2 separate regions of the Homo sapiens genome follow, and region 2 is linked to region 1. A link is a loop called in an ENCODE intact Hi-C map of the cell type or tissue named here. Cell type or tissue: PC-3. All regions are shown on one strand. Each heading gives the region's core, and the rest is flanking DNA. Links, peaks and the distances in the headings are about the cores only. Region 1 has its middle 160 kb from the start of LINC01994. Region 2 has its middle 260 kb from the start of LINC01206.

The links. A loop is a pair of places that touch in the nucleus more often than their neighbours do. Peaks named below come from ENCODE experiments on the same cell type or tissue, not always from the same donor. Only the 100,000 strongest peaks of a DNase experiment are listed, where the experiment ranks them.
Region 2: it touches region 1 in a loop (12-fold over the local background); 1 of 110 quality-filtered maps calls a loop at or near these places.

The regions. Positions count from the first base shown.
Region 1 is chr3:182,317,046-182,329,304 of GRCh38, reverse strand. No RefSeq gene overlaps it. Among named protein-coding and RNA genes, the nearest start is that of LINC01994, 160 kb to the left of the region's middle. RefSeq lists enhancers at 1,478-2,018, 2,019-2,560. In PC-3, for the core only: no CTCF peak of the experiment used is centred there; DNase peaks (open chromatin) are centred at 5,244 and 5,984; H3K4me3 peaks cover 429 bases; H3K27ac peaks cover 1,186 bases.
Region 2 is chr3:182,205,660-182,217,918 of GRCh38, reverse strand. No RefSeq gene overlaps it. Among named protein-coding and RNA genes, the nearest start is that of LINC01206, 260 kb to the right of the region's middle. RefSeq lists enhancers at 5,037-5,538, 4,442-5,641. In PC-3, for the core only: no CTCF peak of the experiment used is centred there; a DNase peak (open chromatin) is centred at 5,278; H3K4me3 peaks cover 254 bases; H3K27ac peaks cover 958 bases.

The DNA of each region.
Region 1 (12,259 bases), core at 4,263-6,762:
ATATAGGAAACACTACAGTGGGAGCAAACCTTCAAAAATAGAGTAATGCGAACTTCTTACCCCAGGTAGAACGTCTTTATATTCCATTAGCATCCTGTATACCAGATTTTTTCAGTTTGTCTTTGAAGTCTCCTCACCTCTCTGTGCATCAGTTTCTTCATCTGTGAAATGAAGACATTAATCTCCAAATTCCCTTCCAGCTAAAACTTCGTATTAGTTTATTGATGAGGTGAGAGATGGCATGATTGACAGACTCTGGATTTAGGAACTATAAATTTTAATTATAAAAATGCTCCCTATGAGTAAAGTTACTTTCTATTATCTGTTCTAGGTGGTAGGAGAAGGCTGTAAGTCTCAAGAACAGAGTAGTACTGTCTTAATCACAAAGCTTTGTTGCACAACAGAAAGTACAAATTACTTGCAAATTCGGGAAACCAATTGGATTGCAAGGAGCCTCTGGACTAAAATCATGTCCTGATGCTAGGAAAATAGACTGGCTTCAGAAACACATGACCACTTCCTATGGCTCATCCATTTCTGTTTTAAAACACAACCTTGGAATACATACATTTATTCCTTGAAAAACTTTTTCACATTGCTTGGGTATAACCTGAACATCGAGTGGCCATAGGCATCCTCAACTCACACAAACTGAACAGTATGACACCGTTCATGCTATGGTAAGCCCCGGTTTTGAAAAACCGGAGAAATATTAGTTAGTAACCTGCTCTAAAAAGTTTCACATATAGCACTGTATAAATAAAACTTTTAATACTATATTATGTGGGAAATAAGAACAACATCAATAATGTCCTCTAAGCTCCTTGAAGGTGGAGAGTGTCTTATGCATGTTTATTTCCCCAGCACCTGTCTCATGCAAGGGGATATTTGAATATTGAAAAGAATAGTTAATGTTTGTATCAGTGATATTTGAATTGAAATGTTTCTTGACTTAGTTGAGCACTTTCTCGAGTATTTTACTAACTTTTTTCAAGTCAATATTTTCATGCTGATTATCTCACTCAATCTTTAAAAAATAAATTCTATGACTTATTTTGGAAACCAGGAGTAATTTTTCAACTGAGATTTGATAGTAAATTAAAAGACCATCTTCCCTTTAAGACCAGTGATCTCTCTTAAGTTCCAACTATTAAATATTCTTAGAAAGCCTGTGCCTTGGAATGAGACAAATTGCTGCTTTCTAGCGATATGAGTTGAACAAGTTACTTAACCAGTCCAAGCCTCAGTTTTCTTGTCTGTAAAATGACTTTGTTGTTGGTCGATTGTGTTTTTGTCTTAGTCAAGATTAGATATAATGTATACACAGCCTCTAGAGCAATTTCCAGCATGTAGTGGGGGGGCGGAGGGATATTATTATTGTCATTTTTCTGAAGCTATTTTTCCCCACTGGTAAGATATGACATTTTCTATTGAAAAATAAAAATCTGCTGCTTGTCACTTTATGAAACCTAGACAAGTTTTCACCTCCCATTTTGGCTTAGCTTAAGAAGTAGGATTCAGAATTATCCCACGAAATTAAAAATGTTTACCCCGCCCCCACCTCACCCAAGGGCAATCACCGGAGGGTTCCTGAGCATCCACTCAGCCTGACCTACAGGAGAAATAAAAGTTGAGAACAGGGTCTCCATGCAGAGCTAAATGATTCATGTGCAAACGCCCTCTCTGATTCATAACAAGGGAGCAAATCATCCTGTCATTCCCAGAAGCCTGCAGAGCCAGCCTCATTTGGCTGAGACTGTGGGGGCTTCCAGTTTCCAGGCATAGAGTTTGGCTGCAGTCTGAATGCTTGGTGATGACCAAATTGGTGGGGAATATAGCTGAGCAGCAGGGCTGACGACTCTCTGAGGTACTGTGGGTAATTAGAGATTCATTACAATCCCATAGTTTGTATCATGGCTCGGTGTCAACACAGGGTCACTGCACATGGCAAACTTATGAAGCTGTGTCTAGAAGGATGACGCCAGCCCGGAGAGGCTGGGAGAGGGAAGCGGACAGGGATGAGGAGCAGGGGGGCTGGGACGCAGATACACAGCCAGGGACTGGAGACAGCCCGGATGTGGGGCAGTGGGCCCCGCGGGCTCTGGGGAAGGGAGCAAAACACAGGCAGCTGAACTAGCTTCCCCACCGCCATTCCTGCCATCTCCAATTAACCTTCCAAGCCAAGGGTTCCCAGAGATTGGCATGTCATGGGCCAGTCCAATTTCAAAAAATAATTGGGGCCTGACATAGGGTAGCCAACTTCTTATTTTGCAGAGTAAGGACATTGAAAGCAAACAAAACAGTTGCCATCCACTATCACCATCATTTCAGAAGAGAAAGGGGATTTTTACACTAAATAAGGTAGGAAGGACATAATCTCAGGATAAATGACAGTCATGTAAATTTAATTAATTTAGCTCACCAAGTTATGGTTATTTTTCTCATTACCATGAAGACTTATGAAAACTCTCTTGCAGACTGGCTTTAGGTTTTCCCTCCAGATTTTCCACAGTGGCAAGACTCAGAGCACAGTTTTGTGGAGAATATTCATAAGGAGAAAAAGGACACTGCACATCTTATGAACTTTATGAAGATTGCTTTACGAAGAACTTTATGAAGAAAGATAGCTTCTGCCTCTTCTTTATATACTCTTTTCATTCCCCAGTTGAAAAGAAAAGAAAAAAGAAAGAGAAAAAAAAGGAAGGAAAGGAAAAGCTTATCTATCAAATCATTTCATTAGCATGACATTCAAACTGTTCTAATGAATTTAAATGGGATTTTTGATTTTATGTTTCTTCCAGGTGACATAGCAATGATAACATATCTGTAAAATTCTTTTTTTTTTTTTTTTTTTGAGACAGAGTCTTGCTCTGTTGTCCAGGTTGGAGTGCAGTGGCGCGATCTCGGCTCACTGCAAGCTCCGCCTCCCGGGTTCACGCCATTCTCCCTCAGTAGTATTCTCCCTCCCGAGTAGCTGTGACTGCAGGTGCCTGCCACCACACCTGGCTAATTTTTTGTATTTTTAGTAGAGACGGGGTTTCACCGTGTTAGCCAGGATGGTCTTGATCTCCCGACCTCATGATCTGCCTGCCTCAGCCTCCCAAAGTGCTGGAATTACAGGTATGAGCCACCGCGCCTGGCACATACCTGTAAAATTCTTTTATTTGCAAAGGACTTTCACATTTATGACCTTCTCTGATTCACCAAACAAACCCAGTAGATAGTATTATACTATATTACCCATTGTACGGATGAGGAAACTGAGGGTATGATTTGCCCAAATTCAAACATTCAGTAAATTGTGGAGCTAGGATTCAAACTCATCTTTCCTGGCTCCATAGTCTATACTCTTTCATTACAACATGAATTAAGGGAAAAGAGAGGTACTCTGATATAATTTTGCCATGATCAATCTTTTTATTCTCTGGAACAAGATCTTCACATTTTGGAAAAATCTTATAAAGAATCAAAAGTGAAACCTGGATGGCCCTGAAACCAAAAGCTCTGTTTTTCAGTCCCAAGGCACTCTAATTATGGAGCATGAGTCATCTCCACCCTGATACACTTAAAGCCATATTTCATTAGTTCAAGTGGACCACCCTGCAGGGTGGGGTTACACAAAAGAGGAAAACAGAAGCGTTCAGTTAATGAAACAGAAAAAATGACAGTACCTCACTTATAGCTGACTTTGTGTTAGTATTTTTAGATGTTTTTTTAAAGAACGCTTTTGCATATCTTTTTGTTACGTCAAATTAACAAATTTCACTTGATGCGAATTTGTCACATTCAGAACTGGAAGAAGTGGTGAGTCGGGAGGCTTTGCGGCAAGGAGAATACCGCCTGGGTGAGGAACAGGTGGTATGTGCCCTTCTGTGTGTGACCAGCCCGGCTGCAGGTGGCTTCTGCACTTGCAAAGGCTGAAGGAGCACAAGTAAGGATGTCTCTCACAGGACCTTCAGGCCCTCCCTAGGCATGTGGATGGCTCCTCTCTGTCGTAGTCCTCCTCTAGCTGGAGTCTAAGTGCTTGCTGAATTTCGGGCCTGCCTCAGCTTTATTTCCCTTTCAACACTAATGCACAGCAATATCCAGAACTAACAGGAAAAGGAGGAATTCATTTCTCAGGGAAATATGGGCCTTGAGCTTAGAGGTTAAAATCAGGGATTCTCATATCTGCATTTCTTTAGAACTGTGAAGGGCTTTGTGTTTTGCTTTTTCAGAATGCGTAGACCAGACTTCTAGGTAGGTAGAAACTAACAGCTTCTTAAATTCTAAAATTATTTGAAAAGGAAAATAATTATATAAATTAGAGCTTTATATACTAATCTGTAAGTTTGTCTCATTTGCCTGATTAATGGAACCAAGATATGATCCCAATTAGCTCCCAACTTCAAGATTAGAAAAGATCCTCCATAAACATTCAAATAAGTTTTGTATCTAAGTTAATAGAATCGGACCAGTGTTAATTTTCTGGTTTCGACTTTCTACTATGGTTGTGCACAATATCATTGGTGGAAGCTGGGTGATGGTTATATGGAATCCATACTGTTTTCACATCTTCTTTGTAGTTCTTAAATTACTTCAAAACCAAAGGGTTTTCTTGTTTAAACTCTTCATGTAGCTTTCTCCTGATAAGCTAAGAGGTCCCCTGAAAGTAAAAAACATTAGTGCATAGGTGATGTATCACATGTCCCTATCCTCAGAATGCTGAGGGGCTTTGTGGTCTAGGTAGTTCAAAACAATAATCTAAAAAACTTATTTGCTTCATACTTACCATACATTTCATGAATAACTAATTATTTTTCTCATGTATTAGCAGGCCAAATGGCCTTCACTTTGAACTTATGAAAGGCACCTTTCTATTTAAGGAAATTCTATAAAAGAAGCTTTGGCGAATTGATAATAATGACCATCCACTGTGGAAGACAGCTGGCCTATGAACTTCATACACATTATCTTTTTTAATTGTCACAATAATCCTGCAAGGTAGTTATTATTGTCCTCCTTTTGCAGTTAAGAGAACTGGAGACACAAAAAAGCTAAGTGAATTATGCAAAGCCACCCAGCTAGAAGTGACTTTCTTCAGAGGAAGTTCTTGGAATTCCTGTGCCACCATAAGAGTTACTCACCTGCTGGATTTTTATGAGAAGGTATGTACTTCCTAATTTATTCAGATAATTTTTGGCGTATATCCTGCTTTGCTGTGCATGTTTATTCTACTATAAATTTATTCATTCAATCATTCATTGATTGACTAACTCATTCAACAAATATTTATGGAATGCCTCATGTGTACCAGACACTGTGAACTGCAACATTGAATGAAACAGAATTATGTCCCCTCCCTCAAGAAGGTCAACAAGTAAATACATAAATATTTTTAAAAAGCAATAAGCCAGTTGCAGAAAAATGAAGAGGATGAGGGAGAATGGAGGATTAAGTGGAAGTGAGGTGTGGAATAAGGGCGCTATTTAAGGTAAGGGGTCCAGGGATGGCTTTTCTGAGGAGACAACATTTGGGCCGAGACCTGATGAAGCGAGGAGAAATGCCACAGTGGGGAAGAGGGCAGCAAGTGTGCAGGCCTTCAAAGGAGAAGCAGGAGATGCCCAGTGGGTTTGGAGTTCTGTGAGGGAGGTGTGTGGTAGGAGGTAGATGAGAGAGGTAGCCAGGGGCTAGATCACTGCAGGGTTTTGTAGCCTGTGGTGAGAATTTAGGTTTTATTTTAATTGTGATGGGAAGCCACTGGAAAAAAAGACCGGGTCCAATTTACACTTGAAAAGAATCACTCTGGCTGCTGCCTGGGGAACCATGTATAAGGGGGCCAGGGTGGCAGCAAGGATACCACTGGGGGCCAGGACAAGGGATGTGGTGGCTTAGATGAGGGTAAGAGTTTTCTTCTAACCCTGACCTAAGATCTATGACTTCCTGACAATAAATTCTAATATTGAATGCCTTTAGGCTTAACAATGTAGGGATCCCAACCTGCCAAAGCTGTGGGCACAGAACAAATAACACATTTTGCATTCTGAGTGTCTCTGGGAAAGGAAGAAAAAATGACAGGCAGAAGGGAACAAAGGGTGTGTATGGGTTTTGCCATTGTCTCTAAAAGTGGATAATGTGGATTCAATTGCCCTCCTCCTTTCAACTTTCATAGTGCTTAATTCTGCCCCACTAATTTTTACATAATCACATGTGGCCTTTCTGTGCAACTTCCCTTTAAGGAAATGCATCTTTTTCTTTCCAAAAATACTAGCAGTTCCTAAAGGGCAGACACTGTGTTGATATGGTGCTTGTATTAAATGACTAGAATTTTACAGTAAGATAGTTGATGTTAAAATGTATACTTTTAAAATGATTAATATTTAGGTAATTGAATAAATGCAATTAAATTGGCCAGTTATTTAGTAAAGTTGAGGGTTAGAAAATATCTTGGCCTTGTTGGATGTCTCCTGGCTCTCTAATGCATCCTTTCTGAGGACGTTCAATGGACCACTGTTCCACAGGATGTTAATAGGTGTTATTTGAAAACAGGCTTTTGTGGTCAGATAGTTTAGGGAGTCTTAGTGAAATAAAATTACATAGGTTTTTTCACTGTAGGACTTCTCAGTGGCTTTACTATGCTAATGTCTATTGTAAATGTGCAAGAAGTGACATAATTTGTAATCTGTCCCTAAAATCTCTGACCGTGAAACTTCTTTCTCATTGAACTTTTTTAGAGAGCACCTCCTGAAACTAGAGTTATGAAAACACATACTTTGCAAAAGATTTCAGTGGAAATCATGGTAGGTAACGAAGTGGGCAAACTTTTCTTCTGATTCTGTTATAAATAAAAACCAAGGCCTATACCAAGGAAGAATAATTAGCAAAGGCTTGAATGGTCTTTTTCAAACTGATCATCAGAAAGACAATAATTAAATACAATTTTTTATCCTGATTTAGCAAAATGCTGACTCAGCTTATCATCTGGTGTGAAGGATAGAATTCACTTGGTTCGGGCAGGGCGTGGTGGCCCACGCCTGTAATCCCAGCACTTTGGGAGGCTGAGGCGGGTGGATCACGAGGTCAGGAGATCGAGACCATCTTGGCTAATATGGTGAAACCCCGTCTCTACTAAAAATACAAAAAATTAGCTGGGCATGGTGGCGGGTGCCTGTAGTCCCAGCTACTCTGGAGGCTGAGGTAGGAGAATGGCATGAACCTGGGAGGCAGAGGTTGCAGTGAGCTGAGATTGTGCCACTGAACTCCAGCCTGGGCCACAAAGCGAGACTCCAACTCAAAAAAAAAAAAAAAAAATTCACTCGGTTCAAAGTTTTATATCAGAATCTATTGTTAACTGGTCAATTAATTTGTTGGAGATGTAGCAAAGGGATTGATTCATTTACCAAATTCTTTTTCATCTATGAAATTTAACGTCTATGATGGATACAATCCTTCCTAGAAGGTAAAAACCTATACCAGTTTGTTGTTGGAAATGATTTCTGCCAATTCACAGTTGTGGTCACTATAGCACTTTATTTTTCACAATTTCAGTTGGACTTGGAAATATCTAACCCACTCCAGTTTTGCTTGCCTTTCATGATCATGTGACCAGGAAGCAGCAGTAAGCAGACTACTCTTAAGATGGAGCTGTGGTGATTTAGGCATGGGGGCTCTTGAAATTAATCCATGAGTATCATTCTGGGCAAAGTGAAACATCCAAGCCTATAGCAGTTATGAGTTATGATGTGTGGTTAAAAAGCCAAAAGCAACGGAAACAGCATTTAGAGACTAATTCGGTGCTAAACAGGAGGATATTGACCATGTTATAACAGAAAGAGCTGTGTGTTATAACCTAGTGGTTATAACTGAGACAACATGGAAGTTATAACTGGAAGAAAGATGGGCACCTTTCTTCCATTAGCATTTGTCAGAACCTGGTTGAGAATGACAAATGAATAACAGGTATACTTTAAAAGACTATATACTGAAAGAACTCAGGAAATCATATGAAAGAGGGCATTACACCTCAAGGAGCTAGAAGGCAATGTACTTTATGCTACAATGAATCTTCTATGCCAGATACAGATCTCCCCCCCAATTCAGCTCTTCAACTAAGAGATAAGATCTTAAGAATTGTGGCTCAGTGTTTGGCCTTTATTCAGCTAATTTTAATGTATATTATTAGGGAATATTAACTGAGCATAATTGGTGTTTACACTTGGAGCTTATAATCTCTCGTAATATGTTAGCAATATAATATGATTATTTTTTTTCTTTTGGTATAAGCTGCTTTATGGATCTCAGGCAATGAAAACTTATGTGTGGCAAGCAAAGTGCTCTCTCAAGAAGGAACTAGTTGATACCTGCTCCATTTTGGTTGGAGAAACCAAGGTGCCAAGAGGCAGAGGCCATGGAAGCTCTTCCTAAGACAGATTCCTGGCTTTGTGATCTTGGGTCTAATTCATTATGTTGAATTACAATACATTGGTTTTGTCATCATTTTGCAAGACCTGTTGTATCAATAGCAATACCTCCTCTGATATGCCTTTCTGAGTTCCCACTCTGGGGAAATCCAACATTCTTAGTGTAGTACCTAAGACCTTCTGCCTACCACTTCAGCCTGGGCTTCTTTTGGCTACTCCAATATGTCTTGCCTCACCTCTTGCTCCCAACTTTGGGTTTTCATATACACTATTAACTTGATGATAAAAAATATCCAACTCTCCATTCCCTACTTCCTCTTTGTGCCTCTCTTCCTTTCCTCCAGGCCTTCCTTGGCGGCCTTCACTGACACCCCTTACACCCCCTCAATTTTTCTTTCCATTCCTCAACTACCTGATGCACATGCTAACATACATGCACACTCACACATGCACAGACACATGAATAAGTACTTCTGCCAGCAAGACATTATTGTTTATCCTCCCCATCAACCCCACAGCTCCTTAAAGTGGATGCCACAACTATCTTCTTCATTGTTGCATGCCTTGTACCTATCACAGCACTAGGAAAATAATTGCTCAATTAAGTAATAAATGACCTCTCAGCTGGAACTCTATAAGCCAGAAGAGATTAGGGGCCTATACTCAATAGTCTTAAAGAAATAAACTTTCAACCAAGAATTTCATATCCAGCCAAACTTAGCTTCCTAAGTGAAGAACAAATAAGATGCTTTTCAGATAAGCAAATGTTGAGGGAGTTTGTTACCACCAGACGTGCCTTACAAGAGATCTTGAAAGGAGCACTAAAGATAGAAAAAAAAAGGACCACTACCAGCTACTACAAAAACACATTTAAACACACAGGACCAGTGTCGCTATAAAGCAAACACACAAACAAACCAACATAATAACCAGCTAACAACACAGTGACAGGATCAAATACACTCATATCAATATTCACCTTGAACGTAAATGGGCTAAATGCCCCATTTAAAAGACACAGAGTGACAAGCTGGATAAAAAAGCAAGGCCCAATGGTATGCTGTCTTCAAGAGACCCATCTCACACATAATGACACACATAGGCTCAAAATAACAGAACGCAGGAGAATCTACCAAGCAAATGGAATACAGAAAAAAAGCAAGGGTTGTAATCCTAATTTCAGACAAAACACTTCAAAGCAACAAAGATCAAAAAAGATAAAGAAAGACATTATATAACGGTGAAGGGTTCAATTCAACTAGAAGACCTAACTATACTAAATATATATGCACCCAACACAGGAGCACCCAGATTCATAAAAATGTTCTTAGAGAACTTCAAAGAGACTTTGACTCCCACACAATAATAGTGGGAGAATTGAACACCCCACTGACAATATTAGACAGATTATCAAGACAGAAAATTAACCTATTCAGGATCTGAACATAGCACTGGATCAAAGGGACCTGTAGATATCTACAGAACTCTCCATCCAAAAACAACAGAATATAAATTCTTCTCATCACCACATGTCACATACTGTAAAATTCGATCACATAATTGGAAGTAAAACATTCCTCGGCAAATGTAAAATAACTGAAATCATAACAAAAAATCTCTTGGACCAGAGCACAATCAAATTAGAAATCGAGAATAAGAAATTCACTTAAAACCATACAATTACATGGAAATTGAATAACCAGCTTCTGAATGAATTTGGGGTATATAATGAAATTAGGCAGAAATAAAAAAGTTTTTTGAAACTAATGAAAACAAAGATACAAGATACCAGAATCTCTGGGACACAGCTAAGGTAGTGTTAAGAGGGAAATTCATAGTACTAAATGCCCACATAAAAAAGTTAGAAAGATCTCAAATTAACAACCTAATGTCATAACTAACAAAACTAAAAAACAAGAGCAAACATATCCCAAAACTAGCAGAAGACAAGAAATAACCAAAATCAGAGCTGAACTGAAGGAGATAGAGACATCAAAAAACCGTTCAAAATATCAATGAATCCAGGAGGTGTTTTTTTTTGAAAAAAATTAATAAGACCACTAGATAGACTGATAAACAAGAAAAAAGAGAAGATTCAAATAAATACAATCAGAAATGACAAAGGGGATATTACCACTGACCCCACAGAGATATAAACAGCCATTAGAGAATAGTATGAACACCTCTGTGCACATAAACTAGAAATTACAGAATAAATGAATAAAGTCCTGGACACATACACCCTCCCAAGACTGAACCAGGAAGAAAAAAATCCCTGAACAGACTAATAACAAGTTCTGAAATCAAGGCAGTAATAAATAGCCTACCAACCAAGAAAATCCCAGAAGCCCAGGACTAGATGGATTCATAACTAAATTCTACCAGATGTACAAAGAAGAGCTGGTACCATTTTTATAGAAACTATGCCAAAAAATTGAGGAGGAGGGACTTCTCCCTAACTCATTCTATGATGGCCGTATCAACCTGATACCAAAACCTGGCAGAGACACACAAAAAGAAAACAGGCCAATATTTTTGATGAGCATCAATGTAAATAATCCTCAACAAAATACTGGTAAATTAAATCCAGCAGCACTTTGAAAAGCTTATCCACCACAATCAAGTGGGTTTTATCCCTGGGATGTAAGGTTGGTTCAACATACACAAATCAATAAATATGATTAATCACATAAACAGAACTAAAGACAAAAACCACATGATTATCTCAAGAGATGCAGAAAAGGCTTTCAATACAATTCAACACTTCTTCACATTAAAAACTCTCAATAAATTAGGTATTGAAGGATCATACCTCAAAATAATAAGATCCATCTATGAAAAACCCACAGCCAATATGATATTGAATGGGCAAAAGCTGGAAGCATTCCCCTTGAAAACAGGCACAAGACAAGGATTCCTTCTCTCACCACTCCCATTCAACATAGTACTGGAAGTCATGGCCAAGGCCATCAGGCAAGAGAAAGAATTTAAGGGCATCCAAATAGGAAGAGAGGAAGTCAAACTATGTCTATTTGCACACAACATGATTCTATATATAGAAAACCTCATAAACTCAGCCTGCAAGCTCCTTAAGCTGATAAACAACTTCAGCAAAGTCTCAGGATACAAAATCAATGTGCAGAAATCACAAGCATTGCTATACACCAATAACAAACAAGCAGAGAGCCAAATCAGAATGCAATCCCATTGACAAATGCCACAAGAAGAATGAAATACCTAGGAAAATGCCACAAGAAGAATAAAATACCTAGAAATACAGCTAACCATGGAGGTGAAAGATCTCTACAATGAGAACTACAAACCACTGCTCAAAGAAATCAGAGGTGACACTAACAAATGGAAAAACATTTCATGCTCATGGATAGGAAGAATCAATATCATTAAAATGGCCATACTGCCCAAAGCGATTTATAGATTCAATGCTATTCCTATTAAAGTACAATTGATATTCTTTAAAGAACTACAGAAAACTTTCTAAAAATTCATATGGAACCATAAAAGAGCTCAAATAGCCAAGGCAACCCTAAACAAAAAGAACAAAGCTGGAGGCATCATACTACCTGACTTCAAACTATACTACAAAGTTACAGTAACCAAAACAGCATGGTATTGGTACAAAAACAGGCACATAAACCAATGGAACAGAATAGAGAACCCAGAAATAAGACTGCACACCTACAGCTATCTGATCTTCGACACACCTGACAAAAACAAGCAATGGGAGAAGGATTCCCTATTTAATAAATGGTGCTGGGATAACTAACTAGCTATATGCAGAATATTAAATCTGGACCTCTTCCTTCTACCATGCACAAAAATTAACTCAAGATGGATTAAAG
Region 2 (12,259 bases), core at 3,910-6,409, 110 kb after region 1:
ACTTGGTAAAATGATTGTTTGCAAATTGGAGTTTGCTACTACAGTTGTCCCTTTATACTCATGGTTTTGTATCCTCAGGTTCTGCATCTGCGGATCCTGCAGATAAAAATATTTTTTTAAATAAAAATAGGAATACAACATTAAAAACAGTATAACAACTATTTACATTTGCATTTATATTGTATAGATACTATAAGTAATCTAGAGATGATTTAAAGTGTGCAGAAGGTTGTACATAGGTGATATGCAAATACTACACCATTTCGTATGAGAGAGTTGAGCAACCTCAAATTTTGCTATGCACAGGGGATTTCTGAAACCAGTCCCAAACAGATATCAAAGGACAACTGAATTTCAATCAGAAATGTTTTTAGGTACTCCGTCTTCTCATTTGTCAATTTTAATTCAACCTGTTATTGCTTTGTTTTAAAAATTAGCTGGTGTTGTTTGCAGGCAAAATAAGTTCAGAAAATTTCATCCTCATTCATCAGAGTTTCTCCAGTATCTTTGTGTGAGAGTCAGTCCTCCAGGAAGCCTGTTAAACGTGGGGATTCCAGGGCCTCCTCCCCAGAGGGTCAAGATAACTAGTCTGGAATCTACATTTTTAACAAAGACGTCAATTGATTCTGAGAAGGGTACTCTATCAGTCTTTGAAAAACACTATTTTATATTGGCTCACTCTCTCCATTAGTATTCATTGAGGTTCAAATCTAAATTTAGGGAAAAAAATGGGCATGTATCACTTCTGAAACTTTCCTTTGAATCTTCATTTCCATGAGACAAAGAGAATGTGGAAAAATGCTTTAGGGGAGAAGGAACTAACCCTATTTTAGACTTGCTGTGTTTTGTTTTTCATTTTTAATATGTGGATGATTTCTAAAGCAATCAGTGAAAACCTAGGTAGCACTGGAAAAACTTTTCATGTTTGCTTTATCTTTGGTGCCAGAGCACATTAAATGTTAACACTGCGACTTGCAAGGACCCCCAGCTGGTGGATCCCTGAGGACAAGGACAGAAGTTCACCATGCACGGCCACTCTGCTTGTAAGTTTGTCTTCATGGAGCCACAGCCTCAGTATATTATGGCAATTTATTGAGCTCTGCCCGTTGTTACAGATAAATGTGTTGATAGGGCAGAACCTTTCTCCTCACATACCCTCCAGACAAGAAGGGACTATGCTTGATTTGGTTATGTTTATTTTAAGAACATTTATTGAGTCCTTGTATGAGATAACTACAGATAGCTGATTTTACATACATTTCATTTAATTCTCACAATAACTCTGCAAATTAGGGTTGTAGTTGTTAGATATGACATATATGGGGTATGATATACAGTAAATCATGATTGATATGGTTTGGCTCTGTGTCCCCACCCACATCTCATCTCAAGGGAGGAACCTGTAATCCCCACAGGTCGTGGGAGGGAGGTGATTGGATCATGGGAGTGGTTTCCCCCATACTGTTCTCATGCTAGCAAGTGAGTTCTTATGTGAGTGAAAAATCTGATGGTTTTGTAAGTGTTTGACAGTTTCTCCTTCACACACTCACACTCTCTCCTGCTGCCCTGTTAAGAAGGTGCCTGCTTCCCCTTCTGCCATGATTGTAAGTTTCCTGAGGCTTCCCCAGCCATGTGGGACTGTGAGTCAATTAAACCTCCTTTGTTTATAAATTACCCAGTCTCAGGTAGTATCTTTATGGCAGGTGAGAATGAACTAATACAATAATGATGATGGTGGTGGTGATGATTCCACATTCACCCCATGGACTCTGCAGTCCCCATGCTGTGCACAGCTGTCTCCTTCTTAGGCACCACACTGTAAAGTGCAAGATAAGCATCTTTTTTGATGCAATAGTAATAAAAACATGAACATTTTAAAGTAAAAAATGAATAAATATTATTCCTATTCCATAGAGAAGAAAGCTGAACTGAACAAGGTTAAGTGACTTGGCCAAAGTCACAGGCAGTAACTACAACAACTGGAATTTGAATGCTTGTCTAATGACTTCTGTCTAATGGCTTTTATAGTTGTGCAACAGGTGTGTGTTCCAGGCCTGTCATGGATGTTTTTCCATAGCTAGTCACCTTCCCTGCAAAACAGAGGGTGGTCCTCAAGGAGAGCAGGATGTCTTCTGGAGCAGAGTCTTCCAAAGAGCACAGGAGACCAGGGGCTCCTTGAGGGGAAGCAACTTTGCCTTATTCTTATTTGTGTCTTTCAGCATCTGGCACAATAAATGCTTGTCTCTTGATATTTGTCAAGATGGGTAAACAGACGCTCTTTATTGTCATATCATCTGTTTCCTTAAGTTTGGTATCTGAGTGACAGTAATAATGACTAACATTTATGGAGCTCTTGCCAGTTGCTTTACTGGTGGTACCTGTTATGGTCTGACTGTTTATGTCCTCCCCCAAATTCCCATGTCAATGCCCTAACTCCCAATGCAATGGTATAAAGAGGCAGGGCCTCTGGGAGGTAATAAGGTTTACATGATGCCCTCACGATGAGATTGGTGCCCTTATAAAATGAGACCAGAGCTCGCTCTCTCTCTCTCCTCTCTGTCCTGCCATGTGAGGATACAGCAGGAAGATGGCCATGTGCAAGCTAGGAAGAAGACAGAACTCACCAGGGACTGAAGTGGCCAGTACTTTGATCTTGGACTTCAAGCCTCCAGATCTGTGAGAAATAAATTTTTGTTGTTTAAGCAACCCAGTCTGTGGTGTTTTGTTGCAGCAGCCGAAGTGAACTAAGACAATACCCTATGAGCTAATACCATTTTAGCAGTGAAGAAACTGAGGCTCAGGGAGCTTAGCAACTTTCTCAAAGTTTCTGTGTGCTAAGCTGTTTCCCTGCCCCTTTCTGTCTGAGGGGAAATTGAAATATAAAGCAACAACCTGTTGCAGAAATATTTGAGTAAACAAACTTCAGAAAGAGTGTTAGAACCCAAACTAGCTTTCAAGTAGAAAAATCAAGGTATTCCTGGGTGCTGTTAGTGTGAAAATACAGGAAATGTCATTGGACCCATAGGTGGGAATTATGGGCAGGTCTCATAGAACAGGCACCTAGAAGGTAGTCGGTAATCAAGAAAACATTTCTTTCCACGAGGCTGCACGATCCCCCTCATCTCTGTGTGTCTCTCATCCTTTATCGGCCTGCTTCCCTCTTCACCTGATTCCTCTGCTTGTTCTTTTGGGGTGCAGCCCTACAAGGAACACCAACCTACATTCTGCTTGTCTCCACTGATCTGCTCTGTCTTTGAGTATTTCCAGTTCTAGAAATTGGTAGAAAGCCAGCTCATATGAGTGAGACCGCATGTACCACAGGCGGCTGGCCAGCTACTTCTCTGGTTCCTTGTCAAAACTGTTGCATACATGTAGCTCAATCTATGATCATCTCTGCACAAACAAACAAACAAACAAACAAACAAAACCCAGCCCTGCACCCTTTCTGTGAATGGGAAGCAATGTACAGAACATATTAAGCCAAGAGGTAGGTAAGGCAGAAAATTGAAAGATGATATCTGTTATTGATTTGGTATGAGTTAAAGGTACATGGTTCTGTTTTAGATATTTTATAATAATAAAAATGAAAAAAGAGAAAGGAATTGCCCCACAATTACGTTTTCAAAATATGTTTATTTTTTCCCCTAATTTTTCTTGAGGTTATTTAGATATTTCTTGACAAATCTTCATGGTAACATATGTGAAAGCAGACATGTTTATTTTCTTTGATTTGGTGGAATGAATTATCAAAATTCTGGTTTTTAACATTGTTAAAACTTCTGAGTAAAAAATTTCTAACAAATGAAGTGTTAATACCAAAAAAAGAGTGTTAGCTATGAGTGGTATGTAAATAAGTTGTCAAATATCATCAATAATAATTCTGATCACCATTTTCTTGGGTTTATTATAATAAGACAAATGTTGCTCCCAAAGAAACTGCTGATTCTGGGGCAGGGACAAGAGCTCACCAAGAAATCCAGCTACCAAAATATTTTGCCTGGTCACCCGGCCACAGGGGCTGATGGCCAAATCACAGACTTGAAACCTAATGGCTGTGAGTGCACATCAACGTGTTCATCTGTCTGGTATTATTATGTAGTTTTTGGAAAGCCGTGATCTCTACGTCAGATTGTTTTTTGCAAAATAAGAAATAATACTGGGGTCTTGCCTCAAAAAAAGCAGTGAAGATCAGCTCATAGAAATGTTTGAAATCTAGGTAGTACTGCAGATTTGTGGACGCTAGAGAATGACTGTAAGAAGTGATCTTAGGCGGGAAAAGCCCACTGTTAGGTCTTGGCTCATGCTCCGCGTTGCCAATTCCCAGCCTTGCAATTTTGGACAGGTTATTTAATCTGTAAGTGTGCTTCCATTTCATCACATATAAAACAGAAATATGAAAACCTGCCTTTGAGCATTTTCATGGGGATTAAATGAGATAAGTTCTGTCTGGCACATACCAATGCACAAATAAGCTTAGCAAATGTTTTTGTTTTTTAACTAGATGAAGATAAGTCTCTCCAGTGGTATATTTTTCTTTAGGAAAAAAATATCAGTACATGCTTTTAACATAAACCTGAATCTAACTTCTATATAATAATGGACAAGATAAGACTCCAGAAATATTTTAGAATTTTCTTAGATGAGCTCTCAATCTGTGTTAAAACAGGTAAAACCTTTTACTATAGACTGAGAAGGAAGAGAAAGGAAAAAAAATGGCCTATTTAAACAATGAGGAATATATATATATATATTTGTCAGTATCTTAAAGAGGCTTTTCTTATACAAACAGGAGTATTTGCTGGTCAGTGCCCAGATTTTTTTTTCTTTTGATGTACATTAAAAAAATTAAAAGAAATATTCTTAGAAAGACATCTGTGCCTGGGGTGACTCACATTTGATCAATCCCTGTGAACTGAGCTTTTCAGGGGATGTGCAATTATTTGCTCAGTTAGGCTTAAACTTTTTATTTATCTAATCACCCCTCTGTAATGCTTTGATCTGAACTTCCAAGGCCTATTTTTCAACCACTTTAGCTACATATTTTAAGTCTTATAGTCTAATCAACCCTAGCCCATAAAACATGCAATGTCCTGTTTAATGCCTCCTATTAGGAAATCAGCTGCCACATGGATTTTGTAATCTCCCACTTTGTGACTGGGTGAGCTGTTTGGAAGTGTCATTAATGTCATTATTCCAGGAGAGCGAGAGAGAGCCAGCAGCCAAGTGCATCCCCTGTATCCCAGCTGGCTTCTCCTTGCTAACGTTTGCCGAGTGACTCAGAGGTGAATCATCGGTTTCTGCAGGTGTAAGCTTGGGAGTCCTGGAAGTCTTCCACATCCCAGTGGGGGCAAATGTTTACCTCATTAATTCATGGGATTACTCAGTAGTTCCAGCCAACTTAATTTGACTGTATAATAGTTAAAAATATGTGTGTGTATGTGTGTGTGTGTGTGTGCATATTTACTTATAGCCCAGGAGTGTGCTACAGCTTAGAAATTTAAAGGTAAAACCTGTCATTGAATAATTAGAAAATGTTGTGTTTATTTGAAACATTTAGAAAAAAAAATTCTATGTATGTCATTTTACTGTAACATATACACTTGGTAATGATATTTCTCACTTTTCTCTCTGTGCTTGGATATATGTGAGGGACTGAGGTCCATAACAGTTGGTGAATTAGCCCACTCTAATTCCTTTCCCAGCCTTGGGGCTTATTTAGTTGAATGTTGTCAGAAACCTTAGCCTTCAGAGACTTTTTTCTTTTCAAAGGACACTCAATTTTTGGTTGTAAAAACAAAAAAGTAAATATAAATATATTTCTTCACTTTATTCATCTCTGAACAAATCTTGCTTTTACATCTTAGTAGTGCCTAATGAAGATAACAACCATCAACTAAATTAGTAAGATTTAAGAATATAAAAATATAGTTACAGCGCCAATTTGCTGAAAATTAATGGTCATTAATCAAGACCTATGATGCAATAGCTAATAATTGATTTCCTCCTATGTTCTAGCACAATGTAAAATGCTTTACAAATACTAATTTATTTAATTATTAGAACACCCTACAACATTGGTACTCTTATTGTCTGCATTTTACAGATGAGAAACTCCAGGCAGAGAGAGGTTAGCCAGCTTGCCTAAGGTCACACACAGATAATACATGATGAAGCCGGCATTTAAATCCAGACAGTCTGACCTTAGAACCTGAATTATAAAACACTATGTTATTATGGTCTAATGACAAATTTTTAAAAAACACAGAAGAATCTATGCATGTAAATGAATCCAGTCCATCTTAAAGTAGCCACCTATGTATGCTCTATACTTATTTCAAATTTTGCTGTGGCTTAACACTTCCAGAACTCTCTCTTTTCTTTCATTTCTAAAAAAATTCTTGTGGAAACTATGCCTTGTTGGTCTAAATATCACCAGTAAAAGCTTCACTCTTTGAAGTTGAATTTGATTTTGGAAATAGTTGAAAGTGATTCAAAACTCAGGTTGGTGAAGAGAGGAGGAATCAAGTTTGGTAAGATCACTATAAGTTAAACTGTCTCTAAATATAATTTTCAAGCAGGGATTCTAGAATTCCAAAAATATTTTGTGTAATGGTAGCATCATTAAAATAAATGGAAAGCCTGCAAAGGTCATTCTGAAGAGCGTTAGAAAGACAGAGAACAGTAGCATAGAAGTTTCTGCTACAGTGATTCATCCTCTAAACATATGAAACCATCCTATTAGGTCACAATTCAATAGATGCTATTTGACTACCTGACCTGTTAGAAGCCCCTTTCAATTCTTCTGTATCCAAATTTATATAGGGGACATTATCGGTCAAGACCCTGGTGAGAGAGTGACACAAAATGGGTAATTGAGGAGAGTTAAATAAAGAAACAGTTTACAGGGTTATAAGCAGGATTTGTGGAAACCAATAACAGAAAGTGCAAATCCCTGGATAGGCAGCATGGAGGCACCATCATGCCCCTCAGCCTGAAGGGGCGCAAGGAGAGGAGCAGGGGCAAGAACCAGGGAGGGCTGCTGCTGTGAACAGGGCTGCATGCAAGGGCCTGCATTGGGGGAGGCAGCCAGCCCATGTCAACCAAACGTAGGGGGGAGTCAGCTCAGAGCAAATACCCCATCTCACTCTCCTCCTGCCCTCTGAACTCCTGCTACTGCCCCACAGACCAAACCCAACCAGAACACACAGCAAAGAGCCAGCCTGTTGTCACATGCCACAGAGATTACCTTTTGGGAGCACACAGTGGGGTCAAGCCTGCCTTCTCTCTGGTTCTCACCTTTCCTAGAGGAGAGGAACTGACGCATGGTAAAGACATTTCATATACAAATTTCAGTTACCCAACTGGCCTAGGAAAGGGAGGAGAGGAAGAATCTGACATTTATTGACAGTTTTTACATTTAGTGAGTACTTACTATGTACCCAATGTGCCAGGTGTTTTACTTATGTTAAAAATGAAGATGCATTATGTGAAGAGAATTTCACTTTACTTCTGTGGTTTCCCTCCCCTCACAATTACATTCTAATTATGAGAAAACATCAGATAAACCTTATCTCTATTGAGGGGCATTCAATAAAATATCTGAGCAGTATTCCTCAAAACTGTTAAGGTCTTCAAAAATAAAGAATTCCGAGAAACTATCACAACCAATGGGAGCCTCAGGAGACATGACCAACAAATATAATATGGTATCCCTGATGGGATCCTGGAAAAGAAAACAGACATTCGGTAAAAACTATGGAAATCTGGGCCGGGCGTGGTGGCTTACACCTGTAATCCCAGCACTTTGGGGGGCCGAGGCAGGTGGATCACCTGAGGTTTGGGAGTTCGAGGCCAGCCTGACCAACATGGAGAAACCCCGTCTCTACTAAAAATACAAAATTAGCCTGGCGTGGTGGTGCATGCCTGTAATCCCAGCTACTCGGGAGGCTGGAGCAGAAGAATCACTTGAACCGGGGAGGTGGGGGTTGTGGTGAGCCGAGATCACACCATTGCACTCTAGCCTGGGCAACAAGAGCGAACTCCATCTCAAAAAGAAAAACAAAAAAACAAAACAAAACAAAAACTATGGAAATCTGAGTAAAGTGTGGGCTTTAGTTAATAACAATGTATCAGTATTGGTTGATTAATTGTGACAACTGTATGTACTAATGTAAGATGTTAATAATGGTGTGGGGTGTATGGAAACTCTCTTATCTTTGCAATATTTCTGTAAATCTAGAACTATTCTAAAATAAAAATTTTATTTAGAAAATAAAAGTCTAGTGCTTCACTTTTCTTGGAGAATAAGAATAAAGCAAAGGAGGAAGAGAAAGAGGAGGAGAAAAGCACTCTTCGGTCATGCTTTCTTCACAGCCATTGCTCTGCCATAACACCCAGCCAGCATTGTGCTGGTCAGGAGTTCCCACCACTGCTTCACTGGGCACTTATGCAAATGACTTAAACATTCTCACCTTATGATGTGAGGTGTTAAGTTGGATTATTAAACTAAATTTTCTGAGATCTAAGGCATCAAACAATCATCATTTAATATGAAGGACACCATTAATAGCTCTTTTACAAAATCAACTCCTACTCCTTTAAAAACAACAACAGGCCAGGTGCAGTGGCTCACGTCTGTACCCAGCATTTTGGGAGGCCAAGACAGCCAGATCATTTGAGGTCAGGAGTTCGAGAGCAGTCTGGCCAACATAGTGAAACCCCATCTCTACTAAAAATACAAAAATTAGCTGGATGTGGTGGCACACGCCTGTAGTCCCAGCTACTGGGGAGGCTGAGGCAGGAGAATTGCTTGAACCTGGGAGGGGAGGTTACAGTGAGCCGAGATCACACTACCGCACTCCAGCCTGGGTGACAAAGCGAGACTCTGTCTCAAAAATGACAACAACAACAACAACAACAAAATATGCCTAGTAAAAACAAAATAAGGGCACTTAAGTACTTTAGCAAGAAAAATTAACATTATTCGGATTTAACAATAGAAATAATAAATTCTACTCCCAAAGCCAGTTTTTACCTCAAAAATTTATCAGAAGGATGTTGTTTTATAAACAAGCTGTCTTCTAGTGATGTCAACCACTCTTATCTCTAACATGTATATGAAAATGTGTGTGCATCAATATATACAATATCACGAATCACTGACAGTACTATCTATGGGAGGTGTGAATATAGGATATCAGAGCCACCTATTGCTGTGTAGGCTGCTGGTCCACCATCATAGCCCCAGAGATCCCATGACGGGGCCTTACATTTTTATTTCAGTTTGTGTTGAGCCTAGGTCTTTCCTAGGGCCATGAGAGACGTGGAGGGTTCCAAGGCTGAGGGAGCGCCTCGTGACCCACCATGTGTGCCTGCCTGCACAGAGCAAAGTCCCTGACATGAACAGGCTTCTCTGGTAATGCCTGCCCAGCCCCTCCTAGCTCAGCTTATTTCCAGTATGGAATTTCTCCCCTCTTATTAGCATCCTCCCAAACTTGCCACTCTGCTCCATCTCCTGGCATCCATGTGTGTGTCCTATGGAGGCCACAAGCAGGGAAAGCGTAGCACTGGCCATGAGCCTTAGTTTGTTCCATTACAGGAAAGCCTCCTTCTTTTTCTGAGGAGTGAAAGGGAGTAAAAGAGTGAAGAGGAGTAATGGGTGGAGTGGAAAGTGTGAGGACTTTGCAGCCTGCAGAACTGGGTGTGGATTCTGCTTCTGTCCACAGCTTCTGTGTATCTTTAGGTATGTCCCTTAATGTCTGCTTTCTCATCTTAGAAAGAAGGATGTGAACCAGAGATAACGTCTGTAAAGTGCCTGGCACATGATGAGAGTTCGGGGGATGGCAGCTAGCACTGGCAGCTAAAGACACAGCTTCTTCCAGTATGAGGCCATGAGTACTATTATTTCTCTTTCTACAACTCTGACCACTCATTTGCCATAGATTAAGTAATAGCAGTTCTCAGTTAGGTACTTAGCATTTTATTTTCCTCTGGCTTCTTTCCCTTAATAGACTGGATCTGAGGATACTTTGAATGCCATGCAATTGTCTAGAAGAGATGCACATGGGGTGTGCCAGGTAATATTTATTTAATAAATGAATCAACCTCTAGAAGGCAATCCCACAGCACATGTACCTATGAATGCAGAAGTGTATATGTGTATGTGGGCATGCACATAGACTTAGATCTGTACTACTGTGCACACACACATCTGTGCTCAACAAACACATTGTTATGAAAAGCAATATAAGCATATTCATGACTCGGTTGGCGGGAGCTACAAGTCCTATGGATTTCAAATGGTTCTTTGCGCAACTTTAAATTAATTCTTTAAATGCGTGAATGAATGAAGACTGAATTGGTATGATTGTGCTAGAGAGCCTCTGAAATTGAATATTAAAGCTTCTACGAAACAGTGCCAAAGAACAGCTACATATATCCGTGAACAAATTTCCAACAATAAGTGGGCTTTTGAAGTTTTTAGGAAAACATTGTTTCCAGTGCTTACTTCAAACATAAAAGTGAAGATGTGCCAGATTCTGAAGTACTCTTCCTACTTCCATTCATGGAAATTCAATTCTGTCAAGATAATACTATTCTAATTGCTCACCAAAAATAATGGCCACATCATATTTATTATTAGTCCTTTTGAATTCTAAAGAATCCATTCTGAAACGTTAGGTTCATATTACTTTTCCCAGCATAGACCTGATCAGCATTTTTCTTCTTCAGTTTTAGAATGTTTTCTCTGGGTGTGACAAGTGTGTACACGTGAAGTATGCCTCCAACCAACCCCATATGTCCAGAAGCTTTAATACAAGAAGTGTAACATGAAAAGGCATGAATATAGAACTATGTGGTTAAAAAACAAAAACAAAACACTAGCTTTGCACCAAAACCTGGCTTTACATTTACAAACTGTGTAACCTTGGGAAAGCTACTTAACATCTGTCTTTGTTTCTTGTTGGTAAGCTGTGGGGGGAAGAAATTCACCTCACATGGGGTCTCTGAGCATTTTAAATGAGATGACTAACAGAAAATGTCTGGTGCGTAGTTGGAACAGAAGAACAACTAGTTACGAAAATGGATAATTAAGGACCCCAAAACAAGTGTATTAGGAAAGAGCCTTTCTTTCTTTGGAGGAATCTAAAACCATCTGCCATAGGTGTTGTGTCAAGGGTAACAGCTGCAGTGACCATTAACCTCCACAGTGTCCCTGTGTCCTGTAAGTCACCCAGGGATGAAAAGTCTGTTGGTGTCATCCATGACCACCTATCACTATGTAGAAACATGGTCTGCTCACGAGGAGCCCCCACTAAACATGGCATTTGCCAGGTTTCGACAAGCCAGAATTCCTGCATCAGTGGTGCCCTTGGTAGGGACTACAGACACAGCTACACTCTTACTGTCACAATAATAATTGTCATGGCACATCGGTTGCCTTCCATTATCTGGGTTTATCTAGGGCTCTTCCTGGGACAGAACAAGTCTTCACTAAAGATTTGTTGATGGAAAGAGAAAATGAAAGAATGAATAGATGTATCACAGTCTTGGTCTTCTCTTTGTGTAATTCTCCATGCTTAGTACTTCACCTATCCCTCCTGCTTTATTCAAATTATCAGTCCAGCATTTACTCATCTCTTGACAATAGTCACCTCCTCCGGGAAGCCTTCCCTACAATATCACACCCCCATCCCCAGCCCACAGAGTTCACTGTTTGCCTTTCCTTCAGAGCTCAGAGTATGGTGTTTGGATAATGCTTTTGCACTTGAGCTATCCCATGTTTTTATTTATTATGTCCCCATTAACCTTCCTGTAGGGCAGGAATTATCTTCAACATCTTGAAAAAGGTTTTTTAATGAGTTTTTTTCATATATTTTAATGGTTTTTTTCATATATTTTTAATGAGTTTTTTCATATATGTAGGCAGGGACCTATAATACAACAGGTTTTGTTTCTACAAAGTGAAATTAGACAATGGTTGTACCCTCAGAATGCTTTGTTTATACAAAGTGAAATTAGACAGTGGTCCTACCCTCAGAATGCTTACTTGGCAGGGAAGACAAGCTGTAAAGTAGAGAGTGAAGAGTGCTGAATGACTGATGTAAATAAAGGGGCGATAGGAGAAAGTGGAGGATGATTATATCTCCCAGATGGCTTCTTCAGGGCATATTGCTGGGGGAGGCACCATTTGAGTCAGGCCTAGAAATATGGTAGAGAAAAGTACTGCTGGCAGAAAACAAACACAAAGGCATAGAGG